Regions from separate parts of the Homo sapiens genome. Here region 1 is linked to region 2. Evidence: chromatin contacts called from ENCODE Hi-C or POLR2A ChIA-PET data. All regions are on one chromosome and are shown on one strand. Each heading gives the region's core, a stretch centred on a gene start or an enhancer-like site at or near the end of the contact. The rest is flanking DNA. Distances are from core to core; before and after follow the strand shown. Region 1 overlaps ATP1B4 (ATPase Na+/K+ transporting family member beta 4). Region 2 has its middle 50 kb from the start of LAMP2.

Region 1 (3,074 bases), core at 469-2,968, 54 kb after region 2:
TTACAGTTTTAACATCTAATTGGGGCCTCACTCTGATCCTGTAAGAGAAGCAAGTCAGGGATTGTTTTCCTCATTTGGCATGTGAGGAAACTGAGGCTCAGAGAGGGGAAATGATGAGTCCACGGTCACGTGGATAGAAAGTGACAGGACTGGGACTTAAAAAAATCATGTGCTTTTTCAACTCATTCTCACTGTCTCTCTGCATTGCAACTGATGTTGAGCCCAGTGGGTTTTGGTTACACAATCAAGTTTGTTCATCCATTTGGAGTTTGTTCTGATGGAATCTGTCCACAGTCTAGGCATTTCCCTAGGCATTGATGCCTTTACATGAAGTGCAAAGAGAAGTTTGCAGACAAGCCCATCCAGCGTATGGTAAAGGAGCCCTGAACACCACACCAAAAGCAAAGGACACCAGACTTTGGCATTGGGACTATTGGGACTTACTCCAACTCTGACCTGTTCGGGCCAGAAACATCCTTCTCTCTGGATCCCACAGGTATTCACTCATGATCTGCAATTTCTGCCACCAGGCATTGCCTGTTGGCTGACCTTGACCCTCTTCCTCCTCCTTTTCCTCCTCTTCCTCCTCTTCTTTCTCCTCCTCTTCTTCCTCCTCCTCCGATTTGGGCACCACCGTCACCCGAGCCTCTTCTTCTGCTTCCTCCTCTTCATCTGCTAAGTAGTTCTGGTTCGCTTCATCCGGATCATCCTGGAACAGTGACAAAACACAATACCCTTTTTGAAAAAAAATGTACAATGGTGCATCCCACCAGCCAAAAATAAATCGAAATGACTCAATATTTGGAGATGCTTCAAATTTCCACTTTCCCATAAACATACATGTTGTTACAAGAGGTGGATTTTCTTTCTCCCTAGTTCTTTTGGAGGAAATATCCTTTCTATGACCCATTTTGACTCAGTATTCTTTCCATAGAGGTGCAAGTTTTATTCTCAGCTTCAGGCATTTGGGCTCTTCTCCAAGGACTGCTCATATCACTACTCTGTTCTGGGGCCTTGACCTCCCACTTAACCTTGTCCTATCAGAGTAGAGGTGAGCTCACACAGGAAGAGGATGGAATAGTCTTAGACATTGTGTCTGTGATAGCAAACTTTCAGTCCAAGCCAGCTTTATCCTAACACCCTGTACACATTCAGCTGCTCAACTTCACCATTTCAAGTTGTGTCTAAAAATAGCCTGGGACGGACATCAGGAGGAGAGGCCAACTGCTGTACCCCTCCTCAAAACTTAGCCTTCCTTCCCAACAGAAACAATAGATGGGCAGTTATTAGCTGCTTCTCTGATTATTGCCCTAGTTTGAATCTCTTCCTACCTTAAATTGGTTGGAAAGACCATCTGAGAGCTGGAACCCCGGGCTTCCTTAGTCTCCCCCTATGCTTAGGCAAAAAGCTGGGCACGTAATACATACTCAGCACATATTTGTTGATTGACTGATTGCAGCCATTACTTGAGATTTGAAACTGTAATCTTCTCTGAGTGGTTCTAAGAAAATTAAACTGAAAAAGAGAGAGGGAGAGAGAAACCTAGACTTCACCAAGTGGTGTTTCAAATGCCTCCCAGCCACAGGCCAGAGAGTTGTATCTTTGCTCTTTGGGGGTTTGCCAAGGCTTATTGCAGCAGCAGAAAATGAGGCTGCCCTCCCTTCTCTGCTGTCCAAGTCTGAAGAGTTGCGGGGCTGTGCACCTGTTGGGTTGGATGTGTCAAACACTAGAGACCAGGGGCTCTGTGCTGCCCCCTCCCGGCCTGATTCCTCAAAGGCCATTTAGAGGGCACCCTGCTAAAAATGCTGCCTTTGTTGGGGGGAGGAGGGCTCAGCAAATTGGATTGTTCAGAATCAGTACAAGTGATACAGAATGACAAGGCTCAGCTCTCAGCATTCAGTCTGCACAGCACTATCTAGCTCTTGATTATAAGCCCTCTTGAATTGCTCTCTAATTTGTTCCAATGTACAGCTCTATATAAAATATCACATCAGAACCGACAGAGACCTTCAAGATTTACTTATCCATCTGAGGCCCAGAGATGGGACAGGATCTAGCCAAAACCATGCAGTAAATTCATGATAGAGTTGACGGTCTCGGAACCTATGTCTCTTGATACCCTGGACAATGATGTTTCTCCTCTATCACATTGAGCACAAGTGCCTAGAGGTAGCTTAGTAGATTAATGAAGCACAGTGCCTTAGGTTCTGTGTTCCTAAACGATTTTAGGGCTCAAGCCTGTAATCCCGACACTTTGGGAGGCCAAGAAAGGAGGATCACTTGAACCCAGGAGTTTGATGACAGCCTGAGCAACATAGTGAGACCCTGTCTCTACAAAATTAAAAAAAAATTAACCAGGCATGGTGGCATGCACCTGTAGTCCTAGCTACTCAGGAGGCTGAGGCAGGAGGATCACTTGAGCCTGGGAGGTCAAGGCTGCAGTGAGCTGTGATCATGCCACTGTACTCCAGCCTGGGTGACAGAGTGAGACATTGTCTCAAAAAAACACAAAAAAAGATTTTAGGTGCTTATTATAATCAAGGATGGCTGACTGACATAGGCTCACAGTGTAAGGCTTAGGAAAATAAACTTCATCACTCAATGATGAATGGATTAATACCTGTTCTTAAATATCTTTCACTTGTGTGTGAACCTATGCACACATTTAAACTCCCAAACTACATTTTGAGCACCCAGAGGGAGATTCCATATTTTCTAGCCTCTCGATGGCCCTCCACAGTGTAAAGCTGACAGTTAAGTACCCAGTGGGTCCTAACCAAATATCAGTGATACCTGCCTGACTTAAAATTCCTGATGCAGGACTCTGCGGGAATGCTCTCACAGAGCTTGTCACCCTGACTGAGCTGTCATGTATATCACAGTGGGTAGCAATCATGGCCCCCAGAGAATCTACTGCACCTGAGAATCTCAGTGAATTTGAAGTATAACATTTCATTGAGGAGAAATATATATTCCCTTTATATTTCCTGAACAATTTTCTTTTCTCTCCATGTTACCTATGCCTGCCTTTAACCTTCCACAGAGGAGGCAGCTGGCCTAGGCCTCAGACTGAT
Region 2 (3,430 bases), core at 513-3,012:
ATCTGTAAATAGGTGAGTATATATAAAGTAAATACATCAAAGTATAAACAGCAGTCACCTCCAGGTTTTGGGATTATGGATGGTGTGAATTGTTTTTCATAGTTCTTTTTTGATAAATGCAGTCTATTTTGATAATCAGAAGGGTCTCAGGAAAATGATTTCCCAAGAGAGTGGATTTAAATCTCCTTGATTCTTTCCTGTGTGTCTTGGTTTCTAGAGTTGGCGCTCGAAAAGGAATTAGCAGAAGGAGAGGATTGGGGACATGGCTCCTAGGGGTGTTGGCCTGGTTCTTTCTTGCATTCTGCATGTAAGTGAGAGCTGGCCCCGTGAGAGGACAAAGCCTCCGCTTCTACCAGATATCAGGGCACTCTCCTCATTTGAAACATGTTTTTATCAAGAAAAATTCCTTTATTTTACATTGTTCATTAGTCCAGTCACTTAGCCTTGATCACGCGCAGCTCTCACGCCCCCACAGGAATACAGAAGCATACGTATCCATCAATCTATTGTTCTCTTCTGTGATGCCTGACAGGTGCTTCTCCCCATCCCTGCATATTATCTGCAGAGGTTTCCACAGTAAGGGTCTGAGTTGGAGCCACTACTCGCAGCTGAATGAGAGTGGAAGTTTTGATGGCAAGAGCCTTGGTGGGGGTGGGGATAGGGGACATGCCAACCATCACATGCTGTCCATCTCCTGCATCTCTGTCTCTGCAGGTTTTGCCAGGCCAACACCCCTAGGAGCCATGTCCCCAACCCTCCCCTGCCATTTCCTTTCCTAGCACCAATACTATCCATAGCAACGAAGCCTGACACTTTTGGCATGTCAACCCACTTCCCTTTCTACCATACTGTCTCTATGACTCAAATTTCCTCCATTAGTGTCAATTTTATGGGTCAAGGTATTGGCATACCCTATTAACTGCTATTAATTGGTAAGGGTAAAAGGTTAAGGCACTGTGTTATAGTATAAAAAGCATGGAGTTTAGTGCCAGGCAAATTGGAGTTTGAACCCAGGCTTTACCAACTCCCAATTGAATGACTTTGGGTAGGTGACTGAGTTGCTCCGTCTGTAAAATAGAGTAGAATATTCTCCTTGAAGAACTGTTAAAGGGCGGGGGTAGCTATTATACCTATAACTTTACAGAGATGTGATGGTTACCAACAGGATAATGGCCATAAAGTCTCACATAGAAGGCACTCAATTGTATGAGTAGGCAATTGAGAGGCATCCCTTATACTCATTACCCCAGCATCACAAACAGAATCCCGAGAGTAGGGGAAGGCAACCAACACTTTTTGGGGCCTGAAGAAATTCAGAAACTTATTCAAGGTTGCACAGCTAGTGAATAGCAGAGCAGGTATTTGAACCCAGTTCTCTCTGGTGCCAAAGCTCAGGCTCTTCCCACAAACACCTCACTTACTGCCTTTAGCTACATGTCCCCATCCCCGAATGAAGGGAGAATTGACAGCCAATTTTAGTGATTCTGGACAAAGATTCAGGCAGGTTACTGTGAAAAAAGCCCTGATATGTTGGGTAATCACACTGAGCTATATAAAAAGCTATGCACAGACCTTCAGACATTCCAGTGGACATCAGAGTATATTGTGAAGCCCTAAATGAACCAACTATAATGAGAACTAGGGTTATTTGTTCACATTACACTATGGATGAAAACAAAAGTTCTCAAACTTCAGTGTGCATCAGAAACACCTGCTGGGCCCCACTTCCGGAACTTCTGGGGTCAGGAAGTCTGGGTGGGGCCTGATAATTTGCATTTGTAACAAGATCCTGATGCTTCTGGTCCAGAAACCACACATTGAGAACCACATTAAAATGTACTATAACACTTCCAAGTCTCTGTGTCCTATCTTCCAAAAATTCCAAGGAGCTATCAGCACACGAGTATCACAAAACCTTAGCTGCCAATCCAGAAACCCTAGCTTTGGGTTTGATGTCTCTGATGGACCCTTTCCCCTCCAGCACTCCAAAGTAAGTAACCAAGGCTCTCCTGATAATCGTGACTGTCAGGGAAGTGAGAATGCTGGTGGGGCAGGGCCACTTTTGTTCTCTGTCCCCATTCTTGTGCCCATACCAAGCAGGTAGCCAGCCTCCACTTCCCTTCACCTCAGGGAACATTTGTCTTGTGAGCAGACAGGCTACAGCCTGGCTGTTTTCCAGAATCCTAAACACCTTGATAGGATTATGCATAGGAGAGAGGGGACAGTGACTTGGCAGGCAGAAATGCACAAGGGAAGTTTCTGCACATGGGACATCAGGGGACCTCAGGGAGACAGGACTCAGGGAAATGGCTTAGTGGTACACAGGAGGCTGGATCCCAGACATCAGAGCGCCAAGCCTAGGTAGAAGAAGCATCTTCCTCACCTGACCTCTCATGCCCCACCATCCCTGGAGCAGCCTGCCCTGGAGCAGTCCCATCTTCAAGAAACCATGTGGACAGTGAGGGTAGCAGGAACAATCACGATGTACTGAAGACCCCACAGAGGTGCCCCTAATCCTTGGGTAACTGGTCGGAAGAGGAAGGGCCCTCCAGTAATGAATGAGATTGAACTTCAGTGGGATGGAGGGAAGATACAGATTTAAGCTGCCACCTCTGAGCAAACCGCCCTGACATACACACTACACAGAAGACACAGCAGTCAAGGGCACACTCTTTAGTACTAGTTAGGATCAGAAAACCCTTGACAAAGGTTGATCGTGGTGAGCTGGGCGGGATCTCGTGGGGTAACCCGAGGACACCTTTAGCTCAGATTGAGGTAGATCTAACTAACCACCCCTGGCTCCCTTCTTGCCTTGCAGCAGCTGCCTTGGGGAGCAGAGAGCCTGTAGTGAACACACCAAGAGGGAGAGGAGGGGCCCAGAGGCATTCCCAAGAGTGCTCGCCCCAGTCCAGTTCTATTTTTAACCCACTTATTCCTCCCAAGAGATGCACCATCCAGAGCTTGGTGCCCCTGAGGTCTGTCCTTGGAATCCATTTTGTTCTTCATCCACTGTTGACTGGAAAGGGACTTGGGATGGGGGCAGCCCAAGGCTGAGGGCTAGAGTGTGTAACCAACACCCCCTGCCCTCAAGCACTGTCTTTCTTCAAGACAGCCCAGTGGTCTTTCAGTCAGGCTTGTGGGCAACCAAGAAAATGCCTGTCCCGGCGCGGTGGCTCACGCCTGTAATCCCAGCACTTTGGGAGGCCGATGCGGGCAGATCATGAGGTCAGGAGATCGAGACCATCCTGGCTAACACAGTGAAACCCCATCTCTCAACTAAAAACACACAAAAAAATAGCCAGGCGTGGTGGTGGGCACCTGAATTCCCAGCTACTTGGGAGGCTGAGACAGGAGAATGGCGTGAATTCAGGAGGCGGAGCTTGCAGTGAGCCGAGATCTTGCCACTGCACTCCAGCCTGGGCGACAGAGC

The links. Hi-C counts contacts between places; a loop is a spot of excess contacts on that map. ChIA-PET counts read pairs that join two places held with the same protein, here RNA polymerase II (POLR2A). Pooled maps may share reads with other maps.
Region 1: a pooled map shows a loop between it and region 2 (2.0-fold over the local background). The contact joins two enhancer-like sites. A Hi-C loop is called at or near these places in 1 of 168 maps with a recorded cell type or tissue (dorsolateral prefrontal cortex) and 1 of 50 pooled maps. POLR2A ChIA-PET finds 5 or more read pairs at or near these places in 2 of 52 experiments (HEK293 and HepG2).

The regions. Positions count from the first base shown.
Region 1 is chrX:120,364,160-120,367,233 of GRCh38, reverse strand. ATP1B4 (ATPase Na+/K+ transporting family member beta 4) reads right to left here. Exons shown (of 8, transcript NM_001142447.3): 2 at 445-709. Among named protein-coding and RNA genes, the nearest start is that of ATP1B4, 3.6 kb to the right of the region's middle. Within about 2 kb of position 1,718, at least 4 of the 41 ENCODE cell types and tissues checked have a DNase peak (open chromatin) inside an H3K27ac peak, as active enhancers do.
Region 2 is chrX:120,417,968-120,421,397 of GRCh38, reverse strand. No RefSeq gene overlaps it. Among named protein-coding and RNA genes, the nearest start is that of LAMP2, 50 kb to the left of the region's middle. Within about 2 kb of position 1,762, at least 4 of the 41 ENCODE cell types and tissues checked have a DNase peak (open chromatin) inside an H3K27ac peak, as active enhancers do.